Regions from separate parts of the Homo sapiens genome. Here region 1 is linked to region 2. A link is a contact called in ENCODE Hi-C or POLR2A ChIA-PET data. All regions are on one chromosome and are shown on one strand. Each heading gives the region's core, a stretch centred on a gene start or an enhancer-like site at or near the end of the contact. The rest is flanking DNA. Distances are from core to core; before and after follow the strand shown.

Region 1 (3,896 bases), core at 1,175-3,674, 42 kb before region 2:
GGGATTACAGGTGCGTGCCACCATGCCCGGCTAATTTTTCTATTTTTAGTAGAGACAGGATTTCGCCATGTTGGCCAGGCTGGTCTCGAACCCCTGACCTCAAGTGATCTGCCTGCCTCGGCCTCCCAAAGTGCTGGGATTACAGGTGTGAGCCACCACGCCCAGCTGAGAAACCTACTTTAAAATTCTGATTAGCTTGGGCCGCTTCTTCTCAGTAAATCTAGATACATAGCAGGGTATCCTGTCTAGACTTTCTGCAAACTGGAGCTATCTGCCCAAGCAAGGTATTAAGTGTTCAATATGTTCCCATCTTCTAGGTACTAGCACCAAAAATGAAAGGAATGCATGATCCTGCGATCTTAATTGAACTCTGTAAAATAGGCAGTCCATGTTCCCACCCATCTCAAGAAGTGATGTGCAAAGTGTGCAAAGCTCTTTGCAAAGTCAATCAAAGAAACTCAAATACTTGTCCCTGTACGTGGGGAAAAGTGTACTTTGACACATCCCTGCCTCACCCTAGACTTCCTGGGCCTGAGGTTTTTTCTTGTTAAGGAGATCCCAGGATAAAAATCAGTAAAAGGTTGTGACTTTTTCATGCAACTGAAGCAATTTAGGTTGCAAACATCTTCTGCTCATAAATCTGACTTGCAAAGTATCCTTACAACCAACCCTCATGAGCTGGAAGAAAATATTGAATGGAATTTATAATTGTCAGTGTCAATCATGCCAAGAATTGAAATAACTATTTAATTTCCTTTCCCCCCCTTTTCCTTCCCATCAGATGATAATATTTGAGGGGTTTGGATGGCTTTAGCTATACATTGTTTAATTATTCCATCCTACCCAAGCATACAGATGTTAGTGGATCAAATGAGGCACGTGAAAAGTATCTCTCTATAAATGTAAAATATGCAAATGTTTACATGTTGACAGTGATAGGCTCTACTACTTGCTGTATAAGCGAGACCAAAGTCCAGGCCAATGGATAATAATGAGGTTGTGGACCTAACTAGGGGGAGCCTAAAATAATGTTGGGACTACCTAGATGGTCAGAAAGAATGAGCCAATTAACTTCTAAAATCATGGACAGCTTCATTGCTTGGTTCTTCCTCAGGGCAGGTCTGAATTAGACTACTATTAACATGTTGTAATAAAAAAGGATTTTGATCTCAGAGATTCTGAATTATTTACAAATAATAAAGCAAATTAATAAGCAAATTAGAAGTTTTAGTGGATATTGCTCTTGATGGTGGTTTTGTTACTGTTGGTGGGGGTAATGGTGATGGCAGTGGGCACGCCCATATACATTTGCATACACTCTAATATAAATGTTTACAAACATACACACACACACATTCAATTGCCACTCAATTCCTGCTGTGAGTACCCTTCAATGGACAGCTCCAAACCAATTCAATGTTTTTTATTTGAATTTCCCTTGACATGACCAGAAAAAGACATCTTTATGAATCCTTATCAACAAACAGGAAAAATAAGACATGAAGCATTATTTAGACTAGCTCTTGAGCATCCTGTTCACGTTACCTGAAACAATGCTGGACCCTGGGAGACTAAGCAGCTCCTGCGGCCCTAGCTTACTGTCTCCACCAAGAATGCCACCAAATGACATCTAATTGCTCTTCATTAGGCTGGGGGACATTCAGTGCAATCGTAATAGGACCAAAATAGGTTTCAAAGTGTTCTGAAAGGTTTTCCTGTGTATTTTTAAGTTTATATTTATGTGGCCAGGCATGGTGGCTCACGCCTATAATCTTAGCACTTTGGGAGGCCGAGGCGGGCAGATCGCTTGTGCTCAGGAGTTCGAGACCAGCCTGGGCAACATGGTGAAACCCTGTCTCTACTAAAAATACAAAAATTAGCCGGGCGTGGTGGCATGTGCCTGTAGTCCCAGCTACGTGGGGGACTAAGGTGGGAGGACTGCTTGAGCCCAGGAGGTCGAGGCTGCAGTGAGCCAAGATCGTGCCACTGCACTCCAGCCTGGGTAACAAAGTGAGACCTTGTCTCAAAAAAAAGTTTATGTAATGTTTTTTCTTGCTATGAGAGGTCTCAAAACAAAACAAAACAAAACTGCTTCATAAAAGAAAAAAGCTAAATTTGAAGCAACTATTTTGGATTCCCAAAAACAGACATCTTGATCAAATTTAGAATGCAGCAACAATAGGTTTATTGTTATGGCCTTAATGTCATACTCTGTGCTACTCAGATTTTCACATCTGTTTCAGCAGGCAAAATCCTGCAGAGATTTGATACTGTATGAAACATTCAAAGCTTTATGTTAAAAAAAAAAAAAAAAAAACAGCAGAAGTTAACTGAAGACTCACTGTTGGGGACCACAAGCTCACTACTGTATTTTGTGCTAAGCTAATATGCACCAACCATTTCCTGTAAGGAGCCGTGTGACTGGGCACATGATTTATTCCACAAATGACCCAGCTCTCTGCAAGGCTCACACATCATCTAAGAGGAAATAATCGTCTGGGTGGAGCCCATAACAAACAAGAACATGACACTGGACAGGAGGAAAGGGAAGTGCCTAAGGAAGAACTAAAACTGCTCTTCTGCACAGAAATCCAGGGCTTTGAGGAAGTGCAAGTCCCCCATGGAGGAAGGCCACAGTACAAAGTGTTAGATAAGTAGGGTTTGGGTAGAGAGAGGAAAGCAGGTAGATGGGTTGCACAGCACTGCACAGATACTTTCTTACAACGGGTGAGAAAGCTTCCCAAGGGCCATGCGAGCACTGGCCAGGAGCCTTTGCATGGCATATGGAGCAAATGCCGTCTGCCACTTGGTGTCTGAATTTTTTTTGCTCTTGTCCTTTAGTGATTCCTGAGTGTGTTCCAAATTATGTTGCTAGCTTGGCTTAGACAAAAGAAGACAATTTGATAAGAAACACAAATGTTGGACAATTCATGTTAAATCACCATCTGGCCTAACAGAAATATTCATGTTTAAAAAATATATATCATCATTTGCCAACTGGGTAATCTGTTACACATTTTAGGGAAATCTGAAGTTGGACAATTAACTCATACCACTTTAAAACAAACATCTTTGTACCAGGATAAACAAAGAAGAAAGGACTTGAACACAGAATCCATATTAAATATGTCTTTTGCAAGTCAATTTTAGTGCCTTGAATAAACCAGCATCTATCATGCTTAGATGATCCAAAATATTGGAAAAGATAAAGCAAAGATAATACAATCCCTGTCCTAAATTAAAGCTATTCAGTAAACTGAGACAAAGTATTTGAAATGAAAAGTAATCTTTTAGACACTCAAATGTCTAATTAAGGCTTGCACCTCCCATTCCCCCGAGTCTCCCTTCCCTCTCCTACCCTCTATCTTGCCCTGAGAATGACAGGAAGGTGGTGGGAGATTTCCTTCTAAAAATAAATTTCATCAATAAACTGTTAAAAAAAATTAATTATACACACTACTAACTCTCAACAGAAAGCGAAACTGAGCCTTGCTCCAAAGAGAAAACTGATCCTTGATCTTTTTACTTTCATGTAGTATAAAGTTGGAATGTCTTAAGTTATTCCTTCTTAAAATCATGTATTTCCATTTAAAAAAAATCTTATTTTAATGTTATTCCCCTGAGATCCTTCCTTCATCCAAATCTTAGTTACCAGCATTCAGAGTCTAAGTTACACTTGATTATATTTTTCTTTCTTTCATTTCATTCTTCATATTATTCCCAGGTGATTATATTATTTACCTAAAAGCTAAATCTGGTTCAATGTTTTTTTCCATAGACACTGTCTAAGTATTTCTGAAGAAAACCAGGTGGAACATGAATCATATCCTACCATCTGGATGAATATAAACCAAATTAAGAGCTATATGAGGCTGCAAAAATATTTGAGGGCATGC
Region 2 (3,722 bases), core at 1,223-3,722:
TCAATTGTCAGCACCAGAACTAGACACTTTATGTTCTTGGAAGGATCTAGCAGAACACACCCACTTTACTGGCACCTTGGCCAGTCTCTGGGCATGTTCCATTCAGGCCTGCCTTGGATGCCCCCAGACATCAGCAGGGCTGGCTTTGGGGGCAGCAGTTTCACCTGACTATATTGTGCGATGCCCTCCCTGAAGGGCTGGTTGCCTTCTGCCAGAATTTGGAAACTTCTGAACTCCACAGCAATCCTGCCCGTCTACTGCACAGGCTGCATATTTAGGAGGCATCACAGGTCACAGATAGAACTGCCAGGTAAAATACAGGACGCCCCGTTAAATTTGAATTTCAGATAAGAAATAATTTTGGGTATATGTATATCCCAAATGTTGCATGGAACATATTTATACCAAAAAATTATTTGTTGTTTATGTGAAATTCAAATCCAACTGGGCATCCTGTATTTTTCTTTGTTAAAAAGAAAAAAGAGCTTATCACAGAGCTCTTCCCAAAATAATCCTCCACTATGCTTCCTGCCACTACCTGCCCTCCCAGCTCCACAGTTCCTCCATAAGAACTACATTTATTAAAGTGTTAAGATAGCCTCGGCAGGATATTAACTATAAAGGTCAAAGTTAAGATTCACTTCTGAGGGCTGCACCTCTAACTTTAACCCGCATCATCAGGGATTCATTTACCAGATCAGTAAACTTGTTATTTGGGCACTAAGGACATTTTAGTGATGGTTGAGAGCAAGGGTGGACCATGAAAAGTTTAGATTCTCGTAGATGTGTGTAGAGGTAGGGCTGGAAGTGGAGGTGGGTTTGGGGGTATGTTAAAGCAATGTATGCAGGAAAGAGAATATTAAAGAGAACTTACACTGACAATTTTGCCTGGCTGGGATTCTTGTGTTATTCCTTCCTTGCCTCCTGATTTCCTTCCTTTTTTTTTTTTTTTTTTTTTTTTTTGAGATGGAGTCTCTCACTGTGTCACCCAGGCTGGGGTGTGGTGGCATGATCTCAGCTCACTGCAACCTCCGACTCCCTGGTTCAAGCTATTCTCCTGCCTCAGCCTCCCGAGTAGCTGGGATTACAGGCATGTGCCACCACGCCCAGCTAATTTTTGTATTTTTAGTAGAGACAGGGTTTCACCATGTTGGCCAGGATGGTCTTGATCTCCTGACCTCATGATCTGCCCGCCTCAGCCTCCCAAAGTGCTGGGATTACAGGCGTGAGCCACCATGCCCGGCATCCTTCCCTTCTTTAGTTTACACACATAGGCCCCAGGTACAGGGCATGAGCTAGAGCTGGATCCCAGCTGAATGGAAAGCAGGAGGCGCTATATTGGAAACAACTGCCAAGCAACCAAGGACTGGGGACAAAATAGCCTGGGAGGAGAAGTAAAACCAGGAAAAAGTTTAAAATTAGGTGCCTGACATTTAAGGGAAAAAGTCCAAAGTTAATCAAGGATGACCGCTTATTGCAAGATTCAAAACCTCTAAATGACAAAACTTCTAAAAAAGGAAATGATGATAGCACGGGGAACCCTGCTGATCCATCTCCCTGCCCAAATACTTCTCCATTCCCAACATCTGTGCAGCCATGTGCAGCAGAGACAAACAGCAGCAGCACTCCACCCCCAAGCTTTGAGAACCGCAGAGCTGTGGCTGACACAGTGGTCCTATCTCTGTGAAGTACACAAACCATACCACAGCCTTATTTTCTGAGACCATCTCTATGTAACCAGCTTCCCTAAATGCTGTGGCCCAAGAGGCTAACACTTTGGTCAGTCATGGGGCAATATGGCTGCTCCCACATGGCATCCAAGTCCATGCTTAGAGACTGAAGGGGAGCCAGCCTTGGTAAACCAGGTCTGTGGTCATTTCCCCACCTGGCATTTTTGAGCTGTACCAAGCAGCCTAGGGGTTCTTACTGCAAGGGCACGCTCAAACCTGACTTGTCCAGACAAGCAGAAGAGTTTTGGGCTCCCAATCGAGCACGGTGGTCAGTCTGTTCCAGTTTGTCTGGGACTTTCCAGGTTTGAACACTGAAAGTTCTACAGCCAGGAAATCCCTCAGTCCCAGGCAAACTGGGATGGTTGGTCACCCTGAAGTCAAGACACCTAGGCTTTGGCACCTAAACATCAGTTTCCTCATCTGTAAAATGCTGGGACTGGCCAGTACAGCTTCTGATGTTACTGCCACATCTAATAGTCCATGATTCACTCTCATGCTCCTGACCTTACCCATCTGCAGCCCAACTCCCAAACAAACTTCACTTGATCCAAGATCGAGTTCATGTAACCTGATAAGCTAATCATTAGTGTGTTAACAGGAGAGGATTATAGGGTTCACAGTTGAATTTTAACAATGGCTCGGGTGGAAGGCATGTGGGTAGCTGAGTCGTTCTAATGGTGGGAAGTTCAGCTGGGGAGATGGAGTGTATGGCTCTGTGCCATCTGAGAGAAAGATATTTTTAGGCAGGCAGGTTTTGAGGCAGCCAGCCTGAGAGAGCTGGTTTGATGGGCTGCTTTTAGCTGCACAGCAGGAACAGGCCACAGGCAGGGCAGTCTTGTCTGACTTGAGCCAACTTTCACACTATGACCTGAATAAAATCAGCAGTTGAAGCCACAGACTGGAGAAGAAAGGATGTAGTCTGCTGATAGCAATATATATGTATATAATGCATTTGCTTTGAGCCTGGGTCTGTCATCTATAATACAGATATGTAGCTATGATCCTGGGTAGTTGAGAGTTCAGACTCTGGGATCACCACCTACCAACTCTGTGATATTGGGCAAGTTGTAGACTGAATAATATGCATTTGCTGATATTTAACCTTTTTGATCTACACACACAGGAATTCCACGTGGTTTAGCCTAATAGCTTACTCTCTTTTTCCTTGGTTTCCTCATGTGTGAAACGCAGATAGCCACCAAACTTTTCAGGACACTGTGAGGACCAAATGAGAGGGACACATAAGGTGGTCAGAACAGTCCTAGCCCCACAGTCCATGTCAGTGATGTCAGCCACCACCATCCTACTGGTGAAGAGGCAGGCATACAGGGCCATTAGACTCCATCAGCTGAACCTAGGGTAGCCCAGACTCTTCCTGTCTTCCTGAGACATGGAACATGGATGAACCAAAGTGAATTGGTCACCTTAGCTGAACTGTAGAACTTCATTCTAATCCCAGGGTGAGGAAAGGGGAGTAGGTTCATACCACAGGTTTTTCAGGTCATTCCAAGACTGAATGTTTGTTTTTCCTCCCAATACAATCAGGTCCTAAGTATAAAAAAGAGCTTTTTATCATGAGGTTTTGCTCTAACACCATGGAGCCCTTTCTTTAGCCTTACATCTGTCTGTAGCGCCCACACATGGCCGTCTTCTTCAACTTAACTATATACACACACATACGCATACATTGTGAAGCACATAAGGAACACATGAGACAGCCTCATCATTATCAGATTACAAAAAAGTTACACTGAATTTCTTCTCTCAATAATTAACAGGGAGCAATTCAAAAAGAGGAAACAAAACATATGCTGTGGCATTATCATTATAATTAAATCACATTTATTAACTGAAGCAAATTCACTTGAGCTTTTTATAGGATTCTAGGAAATAGATTCCTTACATATAATGAGGACGTGCATCTTTAGGTCTTTTCATATTTTTCTTCCCTGTAACAGTCCTATGTTTGGTCTTTTCTCGTCAGGTTCATTC

The links. Hi-C counts contacts between places; a loop is a spot of excess contacts on that map. ChIA-PET counts read pairs that join two places held with the same protein, here RNA polymerase II (POLR2A). Pooled maps may share reads with other maps.
Region 1: a loop to region 2 is called in a pooled map, with 2.2 times the contacts of the local background. The contact joins two enhancer-like sites. A Hi-C loop is called at or near these places in 3 of 168 maps with a recorded cell type or tissue (Calu3, mammary epithelial cell and posterior vena cava), 2 of 37 single-sample maps with no recorded cell type and 9 of 50 pooled maps. POLR2A ChIA-PET finds 5 or more read pairs at or near these places in 14 of 52 experiments (A549, AG04449, AG04450 and 10 more).

The regions. Positions count from the first base shown.
Region 1 is chr2:177,237,652-177,241,547 of GRCh38, forward strand. All of the region lies in intron 1 of NFE2L2 (NFE2 like bZIP transcription factor 2), which reads right to left. Among named protein-coding and RNA genes, the nearest start is that of MIR3128, 16 kb to the right of the region's middle. Within about 2 kb of position 2,425, at least 29 of the 41 ENCODE cell types and tissues checked have a DNase peak (open chromatin) inside an H3K27ac peak, as active enhancers do; they include GM12878, where a contact is called at or near this core.
Region 2 is chr2:177,279,967-177,283,688 of GRCh38, forward strand. It overlaps LOC100130691 (Putative uncharacterized protein FLJ44553), which reads right to left. Exons shown (of 9, transcript NR_026966.1): 9 at 3,542-3,722. Among named protein-coding and RNA genes, the nearest start is that of NFE2L2, 17 kb to the left of the region's middle. RefSeq lists an enhancer at 1,510-1,929. Within about 2 kb of position 2,473, at least 8 of the 41 ENCODE cell types and tissues checked have a DNase peak (open chromatin) inside an H3K27ac peak, as active enhancers do; they include GM12878, where a contact is called at or near this core.